2 separate regions of the Homo sapiens genome follow, and region 2 is linked to region 1. A link is a contact called in ENCODE Hi-C or POLR2A ChIA-PET data. All regions are on one chromosome and are shown on one strand. The core of a region is the stretch at or near the end of the contact, and the rest is flanking DNA. Distances in the headings are between cores, read along the strand shown. Region 1 holds the start of MCOLN1 (mucolipin TRP cation channel 1). Region 2 holds the start of EVI5L (ecotropic viral integration site 5 like).

The links. Hi-C counts contacts between places; a loop is a spot of excess contacts on that map. ChIA-PET counts read pairs that join two places held with the same protein, here RNA polymerase II (POLR2A). Pooled maps may share reads with other maps.
Region 2: a loop to region 1 is called in a pooled map, with 8 times the contacts of the local background. The contact joins the promoter of EVI5L here to the promoter of MCOLN1 in region 1. A Hi-C loop is called at or near these places in 1 of 168 maps with a recorded cell type or tissue (naive thymus-derived CD4-positive, alpha-beta T cell), 7 of 37 single-sample maps with no recorded cell type and 14 of 50 pooled maps. POLR2A ChIA-PET finds 5 or more read pairs at or near these places in 3 of 52 experiments (GM10248, K562 and PC-3).

The regions. Positions count from the first base shown.
Region 1 is chr19:7,519,418-7,523,981 of GRCh38, forward strand. MCOLN1 (mucolipin TRP cation channel 1) reads left to right here and starts at 3,207. Exons shown (of 14, transcript NM_020533.3): 1 at 3,207-3,364. The coding sequence starts at 3,334. It overlaps LOC105372261 (a long non-coding RNA gene), which reads right to left. Exons shown (of 3, transcript XR_936294.3): 2 at 3,425-3,745. It overlaps ZNF358 (zinc finger protein 358), which reads left to right. Exons shown (of 2, transcript NM_018083.5): 2 at 1-1,608. The coding sequence ends at 1,532. RefSeq lists a silencer at 3,241-3,370.
Region 2 is chr19:7,828,563-7,832,526 of GRCh38, forward strand. It overlaps EVI5L (ecotropic viral integration site 5 like), which reads left to right and starts at 1,656. Exons shown (of 20, transcript NM_001159944.3): 1 at 1,656-1,819. RefSeq lists a silencer at 1,513-1,752.

The DNA.
Region 1 (4,564 bases), core at 1,957-4,456:
CCAGCTATGAAGATCTGGAGCCCGTCTCGGAGGATCTGGACCCCGACGCCGAAGCTCCGGGCTCGGAACCCCAAGATCCCGACCCCATGTCTTCGAGTTTCGACCTCGATCCAGATGTGATTGGCCCCGTACCCCTGATTCTCGATCCTAACAGCGACACCCTCAGCCCCGGCGATCCAAAAGTGGACCCCATCTCCTCTGGCCTCACTGCCACCCCCCAGGTCTTGGCCACCAGCCCCGCGGTGCTCCCCGCCCCCGCCAGCCCGCCCCGGCCCTTCTCCTGCCCGGATTGCGGGCGAGCCTTCCGCCGCAGCTCCGGGCTGAGCCAGCATCGCCGCACGCACAGCGGCGAGAAGCCGTACCGCTGCCCCGACTGCGGGAAGTCCTTCAGCCACGGTGCCACCCTGGCTCAGCACCGTGGCATCCACACTGGGGCGCGGCCGTACCAGTGCGCGGCCTGCGGCAAGGCCTTCGGCTGGCGCTCCACGCTGCTGAAACATCGCAGCAGCCACAGCGGGGAGAAGCCGCACCACTGCCCGGTGTGTGGCAAGGCCTTCGGGCACGGCTCGCTCCTGGCACAGCACCTGCGCACGCACGGCGGCCCGCGGCCCCACAAGTGCCCGGTGTGCGCCAAGGGCTTCGGCCAGGGCTCTGCGCTGCTCAAACACCTGCGCACGCACACGGGCGAGCGGCCCTACCCGTGTCCGCAGTGCGGCAAGGCCTTCGGGCAGAGCTCGGCGCTGCTGCAGCACCAGCGCACACACACGGCCGAGCGCCCCTACCGCTGCCCCCACTGCGGCAAAGCCTTCGGGCAGAGCTCCAACTTGCAACACCACCTGCGCATCCACACGGGCGAGCGGCCCTACGCCTGCCCGCACTGCTCCAAGGCCTTCGGCCAGAGCTCAGCGCTGCTCCAGCACCTGCACGTGCATTCGGGCGAGCGTCCCTATCGCTGTCAGCTCTGCGGGAAGGCCTTCGGCCAGGCCTCCAGCCTCACCAAGCACAAACGGGTGCATGAGGGTGCAGCCGCTGCTGCAGCTGCCGCGGCCGCTGCAGCTGCAGCAGCGGCCGCCGGCCTGGGCCTCGGGCCTGGCCTAAGCCCTGCATCCATGATGAGGCCGGGGCAGGTCTCCCTCCTGGGTCCTGATGCTGTTTCTGTGCTCGGCTCTGGCTTGGGCCTCAGCCCTGGCACCAGCTCTGGCCGCAACCCTGACCCTGGCTCTGGGCCGGGCACTCTGCCGGATCCCAGCTCCAAACCCCTCCCCGGCTCCAGATCCACCCCCAGCCCTACTCCTGTGGAATCTTCTGACCCAAAGGCTGGGCACGACGCTGGTCCCGACCTTGTGCCCAGCCCAGACCTTGATCCTGTGCCCAGCCCAGACCCTGATCCTGTGCCCAGCCCTGATCCCAACCCTGTGTCCTGCCCTGACCCCTGTTCTCCCACTCGTGGCACTGTCAGCCCAGCCCTCCCTACCGGCGAGAGTCCAGAGTGGGTACAGGAGCAAGGGGCACTGCTGGGGCCTGATGGCTGAAGGAGACGCCGGCATCCTCGGGGGCCTGGGGAAGTTGTGTGTTGTGCAGTCAGTAAAATCCTCCCACTGCCTCCGGGCTCTGTGTCGTGGCTTGCCTTTTGTGCTTTCTTTCTGAGCACAGCCCCTTGCTCCGGAGATGGGACATTGTGGCCAGGGCCAGCCACAATCTGGAGCTCCAGTGTCCTGGCTTCCTTCTTGGGCCCACCAGCTAGACTTTCCAGCTTAACCCACAGTGTCTCATCCTGGTCCATCCCACTAGTCACCACTCTCTGTTCCTCTCACTTACCCCTTGCTCTTCAAAGCCCATACAGTAGGTATACAAGTGGACAAAAAAAGTTGCTCATTTATGCAATCAACAAACATCTCTGGATTGCTGGGGTCTCAGCAGGGAACAAGATAAATATGGCCTCGACCTGCATGGAGCTCATAGATACTAAATTCAGAATACTTAAAAAATAATTACGGGGTATAGTACATTCTAGGAGAAGCATAACAAGACTTCTGATATAAATGGCAGGCAGCTTTCTCAATGAAGGATTTTGTAATCCCAATAATCACTAATTTAATAATCAGTACTGTTTGCCCAGCCTTATGCGATAGTTTTTGCATTCTCTCATTTAATCCTCTCAACAGCCCCAGTAGGTAGATGACTTTGAATATCCCCATTTTGCAAATGAGAAAATTGAGGCACATTTTTTTTTTTTTTTTTAGACAGTCTTGCTCTGTTGCCCAGGCTGGAGTGCAGTGGTGTGATCATAGCTCACTGCAGCCTCGACCTCCTGGGCTCAAGCGATCCTCCCACCTTAGCCTCCCGAGTAGCTGGGATTGCCGGTGCATGCCACCGCCCACTGCGCTCAGCTTGGAGTTGAAGGGACTCTGGAAGATGTAGAAGTGGCATTGTCAGTGCCTAGATTTAAATCCCAATTGCCCTCCAGGGTCCAAATTCTTAACCATTACGCTCCAGGGCAAAAGTATGCAAAGGCTCTGGGGCTATAGAAAGATGAGCTTTGGATGGAGGTAGGAGCCAGATCAGAGGGCCCTGATAGACGAGAGTGGGGACTCTGCCTGTCATTACAGAGCAATGGGAAGCCGAGGGCAGGTTCTCGCAGGAAGGATAGGAATTATTCTTTGAAGATGCTTGTGGCTGCTGGGTAGAGAGTGGAGTGGAGGGAGGCTGAGATCGGGGAGGAGGTTGCTGCAAAGATCCAGGCCAGGAATGTTGGAAGACTCTGGGCTGGGGGCCATGGGGTGGGGATAAGTGGTTCTATTTGATACATAATTAGGAAATCGTGTTTGCTGAAGATGCGCAGGAGAAGGGTAAAAGGAGTTTCTGGGAGAAAGAGGAAGACAGCGTTGAGATAGTAGGCAGGGTCATCACCAGGCACCAAGGAGGATAAGGGGTCAAGCTCTGGACATGGAAGTCACAAGCCTGGCACCGGATTCGGGGCATGGCCGGGAGCCAGGGCAGAGCTCGTCGTTGCCAAACTCAGAGTCAGCCCATCCCCCGCCACCCAGAGCGCGTCGGCGCTAGGACCTAGCGACTGCCTTCGACCCAGAGGGCGCCGGCAGAGGCACGCATGCGCGCTGTTCCGGCAGGGGTTGTCGTGGCGCAGGGGGCGGGACCAGAGGCGGTCACGTGAGGGGCTCTGGGCTACCGGGTCACGTGACCGAGGCACAGATCAGCTGATGCCGGAGGGTTTGAAGCCGCGCCGCGAGGGAGCGAGGTCGCAGTGACAGCGGCGGGCGATCGGACCCAGGCTGCCCCGCCGTACCCGCCTGCGTCCCGCGCTCCCGCCCCAGCATGACAGCCCCGGCGGGTCCGCGCGGCTCAGGTGAGGGCGCGGGCGGCACCGTGGGGCCCCGAACTCAGGCGGGCGGGCTGTGTCTCCCACCTGGGGCGGCGGAGCTCCTAGTCTCTTTTTTTCTAAGCTCCAGCGCTGACTTTTCACGGTGGAGAAAAGGGCAGACGGCTCCTAGAACTTGGGCGGCGGGTGGGCACCAGCCTCTCCAATTCTTCCTCCTGAACCCAGGCTCTGCTGGGTTCCCAAACTCAGGCAGGGATCGCGCCGGGCCGCCAGCTTCTCCCTCTGGGGCGGCGAGGTTCCTGGGATTCCCACTGGGAGCCTAGGTTCCGATTGCTCAACTTCGTCTGGAACTCAGACAGCGGGCACCAGCTTCTCCAACCCGCACGTGAGACTCCCAGGCTTCCCCTCCTGATTCCAGGGGACAAATGCTCAGCTTCCCTAAGCTCAAGCCTGGAGAGCTGGAGGGATTGCCCCCAGGCGATTAACTCAGTTTTAGCTTTCCAAACCGCTGGAAGCGCAGCCTTCTTAAATTCGGGCTTCTAGCCAATTCTGATGCCACCCCTCCTCGGGGAGGCTGGAGGAAGACCCCTTGTGTTAGCTTCCCCTTCTGGAGCTAGCTGGGGACCCCTACCTGATAGATGTCCCGGTGTCCCAGCTAGTAGGGTCTGGGGTGGGTTAGCTGTAATCTCAGCTCTGTAAGCGGGCCCTGCCCTCTGGCTTTGTCGTAAACAGCCACAGCAGCATCTCATTGCAAAGGGAGGGGCCGGGAACTTGTCCCTCTCTGCAAGGGAGGTTCTGACAGTGCACACATTTATCCTGACTGCTTTGCTAGGCAGGAGGCCAGGCCCTAGAAAGCAGCACGGGGCCAGGCCCTAGAAAGCACATCCCCATGGGGGTGTGACAGGGACAGTTTTGGGCTACTGTGACTGGTTTTGACTCCAGCAGTTGCTGAAAGCTTAGATCTAACCATTAGGCTGGAAAAAAATAAACAGTGATTAGAACAGCTTGTGTTTGCTGAAGAGGTCTTTATCTGCTGTGTCTCACTGAATTCTCAGAGCAGCTTCAGGATCTCAACCTCAAGGCTCAGGGAGAGGGTGGACTTTTTTTTTTTTTAATAAACTTTTTTTTGTTGCCCAGGCTGTAGTGCAGTGGCATAATCCTAGCTCATTGTAACATCGAACTCCTGGGCTCAAGTGATCCTCCCAACTCAGCCTCCCGGGTAGATGG
Region 2 (3,964 bases), core at 406-2,905, 310 kb after region 1:
CACTGCTTGCAAGGCCACACAGAGTCTCCTACTACAGAGAAGGTTGAGCTCTCAGACCTTAGGAAGTCCTGACGTGCCCCTCCCTGGGTCCAGCCTTCCCTTCCCCATTCTGAACTTAGGACATCTAGCTGGGCGAGGTGGCTCATGCCTGTAATCCCAGCACTTTGGGAGGCTGAAGTGGGAGAACCTGGCACCAGGAGTTTCCGACTAGCCTGAGCAACATACCAAGACCCCAGCCTCTACCAAAAAAATTAGCCGGGCATGGTGTGCACGCACCTGTAGTCCCAGCTACTGGGGAGGTTGAGGCGGGAGGATCATTGGAGTCCAAGAGTTCGAGGCTGCATTGAGCTATGTTCGCATCACTGCACTGCAAACTGGGACACAGAGCGAGACCCTGTCTCTGAAAAATAAATAAATAAAAACACACTTATGACGTCACCCTCTCTGCTATGACAAGGTCCTTCCCTGCCCCACCCCCTCCAGGGCCCATCCCTACATCTTGGGGAGGAAATAAGTCCATTTTGGTCAGTCTTGCCCGCTGTCAGTAACTGTCCCTACGAATTCCTCTCTAGCTTGAAGGATTCTCCACCTCTCCCTTCTCTGTTAAAAGAGTCACGGGCCCATTTTCATTCATTCATTCATCAAATGTTTATAAGCAGTTTCCATGCTGGGGACCTGGAAGAGACCCGACCTAGGCCCTGCATCCCGACTCCCCGAGGATCTATCAGCCTGGGAGGATGGGGAATGGGAGGGCCTATCCCTCCCCACGATCACGGCGCGAACCGAGCTTTGATGGAGAAACACGCGGCTCTGTGAGCTTTAGAGAACACATTTAACCTGGCCTGGAGTAAGACAGGGGACGGGCCTGAATCTTTTATGGGACCCGCCCCCAATATCAACCGCCCCGTCCCCAGCACAGAACTGGGCTCCTAGACGACACGGTGCCATCACGTCCCCAGTGAGTCTTCAGGATTTCTGGCCACGCCCCTTCTCAGACCCAACCCCCGAGCCCCTCCCTTGCTTGACCCCGCCCCATCTCTGGCCTAGGCCACGCCCTCCTCTTAGCCCCACCCCCATTTCATTCAACCCAGGCCTCAAGCCCCACCGCCCAGGACGCCAATGCTCCCACCAATCTCACATACCCATTGGTCAGAGAGTGTCACTTTCCCGCCCTCCTTCAGTAGCATTGGTTCCCTAGGTGTCAATCTTCTTTATGGCGCCCCCAGCAGTTGCCAGGGCCCAGGTTTGAGGGGCAGATAATAATGGACGTCTCGGGGCGTCTCGTTATTGGGCAGAAAGCCCGGCTCTGGGCGGGGCTTAGTGCCAAACGCTTGGCCGCGTCTGCCTGGTGTTCCTCAGGGCCGCAGCCTTTCCTCACGGACACACCCCCACTTTCCTTGCTATTGGTCTTATCAGGTGTTGATCAATAGGATTCCTCATTCCGATACGCAAAACTACCTGTCCTTCACCGCTTCCCTCATTTCAATTCGCTCTCTCCTCAGAGGCGGCAACCTTCTGAACGTAGCCAGGGCCCGCCTCACGGAATGGCCACGGAATGGTCAGACACCCCGTCACTCCTGGCTGGTGGGCGGGGCCAGGGCGCCTGGGGGCGGCGAATTGGCGGATGGGGCCTCGGGGGCGGGGCAGCGGCTCCTGTCAGCGGGTGAAATGGCAGCGGCGGAGCCGGCGGCGGCCGCGGTCCCGGGGGGCGGCTGAGGGGGCCGGGCCGGGGCTGCGGGGCGAACGGCGCGGCTAGGATCCGGCGGCTCAGCCCGGGGCGGCGAGGCTCGGCACGGAGATGGCGGCGCGCTCGGCGCAGGTAGGGCGGCGCGGGCCGGGCCTCCCGGGCGCCTGCTCAGGCCGGCGGCTCCGTGATGCGGCCCGCGGGGAACCGGCAGGACCGCAACTCGGGCCGTCGTGCCCCGGAACCCGCGCTGGGAGCCTCGGCATCCCCAGCCCGGGACCTTCGGAGGACCCTGGCCCCTGCCCACCCTCGTTGCCGATCCCTCCGGACCCCTCCCCAGGAGCTCCTGCAGGATCCCCCTCCCCCACTCCGTCCCCTCCCCATGAGGACCCCGCAGGCCCAGGACCCCCGTCCACCCTTTGCAGTGACCCTCAGGACTCCTCTCCGGGAACCCCCTCAGGGCTCCCCATCCCCCCACTCCGCCGATCAGCCCCTCAGAAGCGCCCCCCAAGCCCAAGAACCCCCGTCCACCTTCTGCCCTGATCTCTCAGGACCCCTCCCTTCTGGACAACACTTGCCACCCCCTCCCCGCACCCCCTCACTTCACGTCCTCCTATCTTGGGCCCAGAACTGCCCCCACCTCTCCCCAAGGAGACCAGCCTCAGGGCCTACCCGCCCCCCATGCTGACCCCACAGGACCCCTCTCTGGCCTCTGTAAGTCGGATTTCCTACCCCTGCCCACAGCCCTCAGCTCAGCCTGCTAGCCCATCTCCCACCCCAGCTGCCACATGCCCAAGGGCACCCCTAAACACCACTCCCCGGCGTCCACCCAGCACACTGTGGTAGCTCCACTGATCCTGCCCCATCTGGATCCTGGCTCCTGGATCCTGAAAAATCCACCCATGCTCAAGACCTCCCGTTGGATATTCTGAACCACCCCACTCCCCATCCAGAGCCACCCATCTTTCTGAAAACCCCAAACACACACACACACACACACACACACACACACACACACACACACACAGTCACTTAGATCCCCCAGCACACACAGAAAAACTTAAGAGCTCCAACATAGACCCCAGGCATATCTGCCCCTGCCCCCACCCACTCAACACTTCTGCACCCCTCCTCAGATCCCACCTGTCCAGGCCCTCCCAGAGTCCCCGACAGCTCCCCCAGCTCAAGCAGAGATTCCAGAGACCATGAGGTGCCTGCCGCACCCCAGGAAGCCAACTTGCCCCTCCACCAAACCAGCGCCCACACTGGAGCCTTGGAGGGTGACAGGGCCCCAGAATCCCCCAGCACCTACCCCTGTGGGAACCTGCCCCAGGCCTCTGCCAAGTTATCCATCCTTCCCTGCTGTGCCCTTTCAAAGGGAAGGACGCTCACTTTCTCTCCTACACTAGTGTCCCGAAGGAACCACTGCCCGCCCCCTGATTTATGCCACCCCCTGGCGGGAAGGGAGAGGATTCACAGCTCCTGGCTTCCGTCCTGAAGTCTGCCCCCAGCCTCCTGACCCCATCACGCCTACTGGCCTCAAATGCCAGAGCCAGCAGGGCGGTCCAGGTTGCTCCTCAGAGCTGGCCCCTGACAGCCCGAGAGTTCTTTCACCCACAACTAGTGTGTTTGGCCAAAACAAAACAGCTTCCTTCTATCTTGGCATTTGAGACCTGGGTCGGGGCCTGCCAGAAGCAGGCAGCTCTTTGTTAAGGAATATTTTCAGAAGGGAAAAATGTGCTGAAGAGGCTCGAGTGGAACATGAATGAGTTGTCTGCTTCGTTTTATTCCCCCTCGGCCGGGATGTGATTGAGCTAGAGGACCCGTGTCCCTGTGTCTTTCCGTCTTTTGTGGCTCTTCCCATCCATCCCGCCGCCCTCCCCACTCCCAGCTCTGGCCTCAGGGTCCAACCTGTAGGTTCCTCTGGGCTTCTGTGGTCAGCGGAGGGTGGTTTGGAAGGGATCGCAGGTGGCTTGGCCCTGGCACAGGGATGAGACAAGACAGGAGAGGAGATGCTGGCGCGACACTGTGGCCAGGACTGCAGGGGGCGAGGAGCCGGGCCGGTCCAGTCCCGCGCAGCCTGGGCACTGTGCGTCTGGGGTCCTTCTGACAACATAACTGTGCTCAGAAACCCTGAGATAAAAGGCCCAGGCTTCCTTGTGGATATTCACTAGCGGATTGTGGACCATCCAGGAAAAAGCTCATTGCGGCTCAGTACCTCAACTTCCCCATCGGAAACTGGGGTGCGGGGAGAGCGGCTAAATTTTTAGAACAGAACTT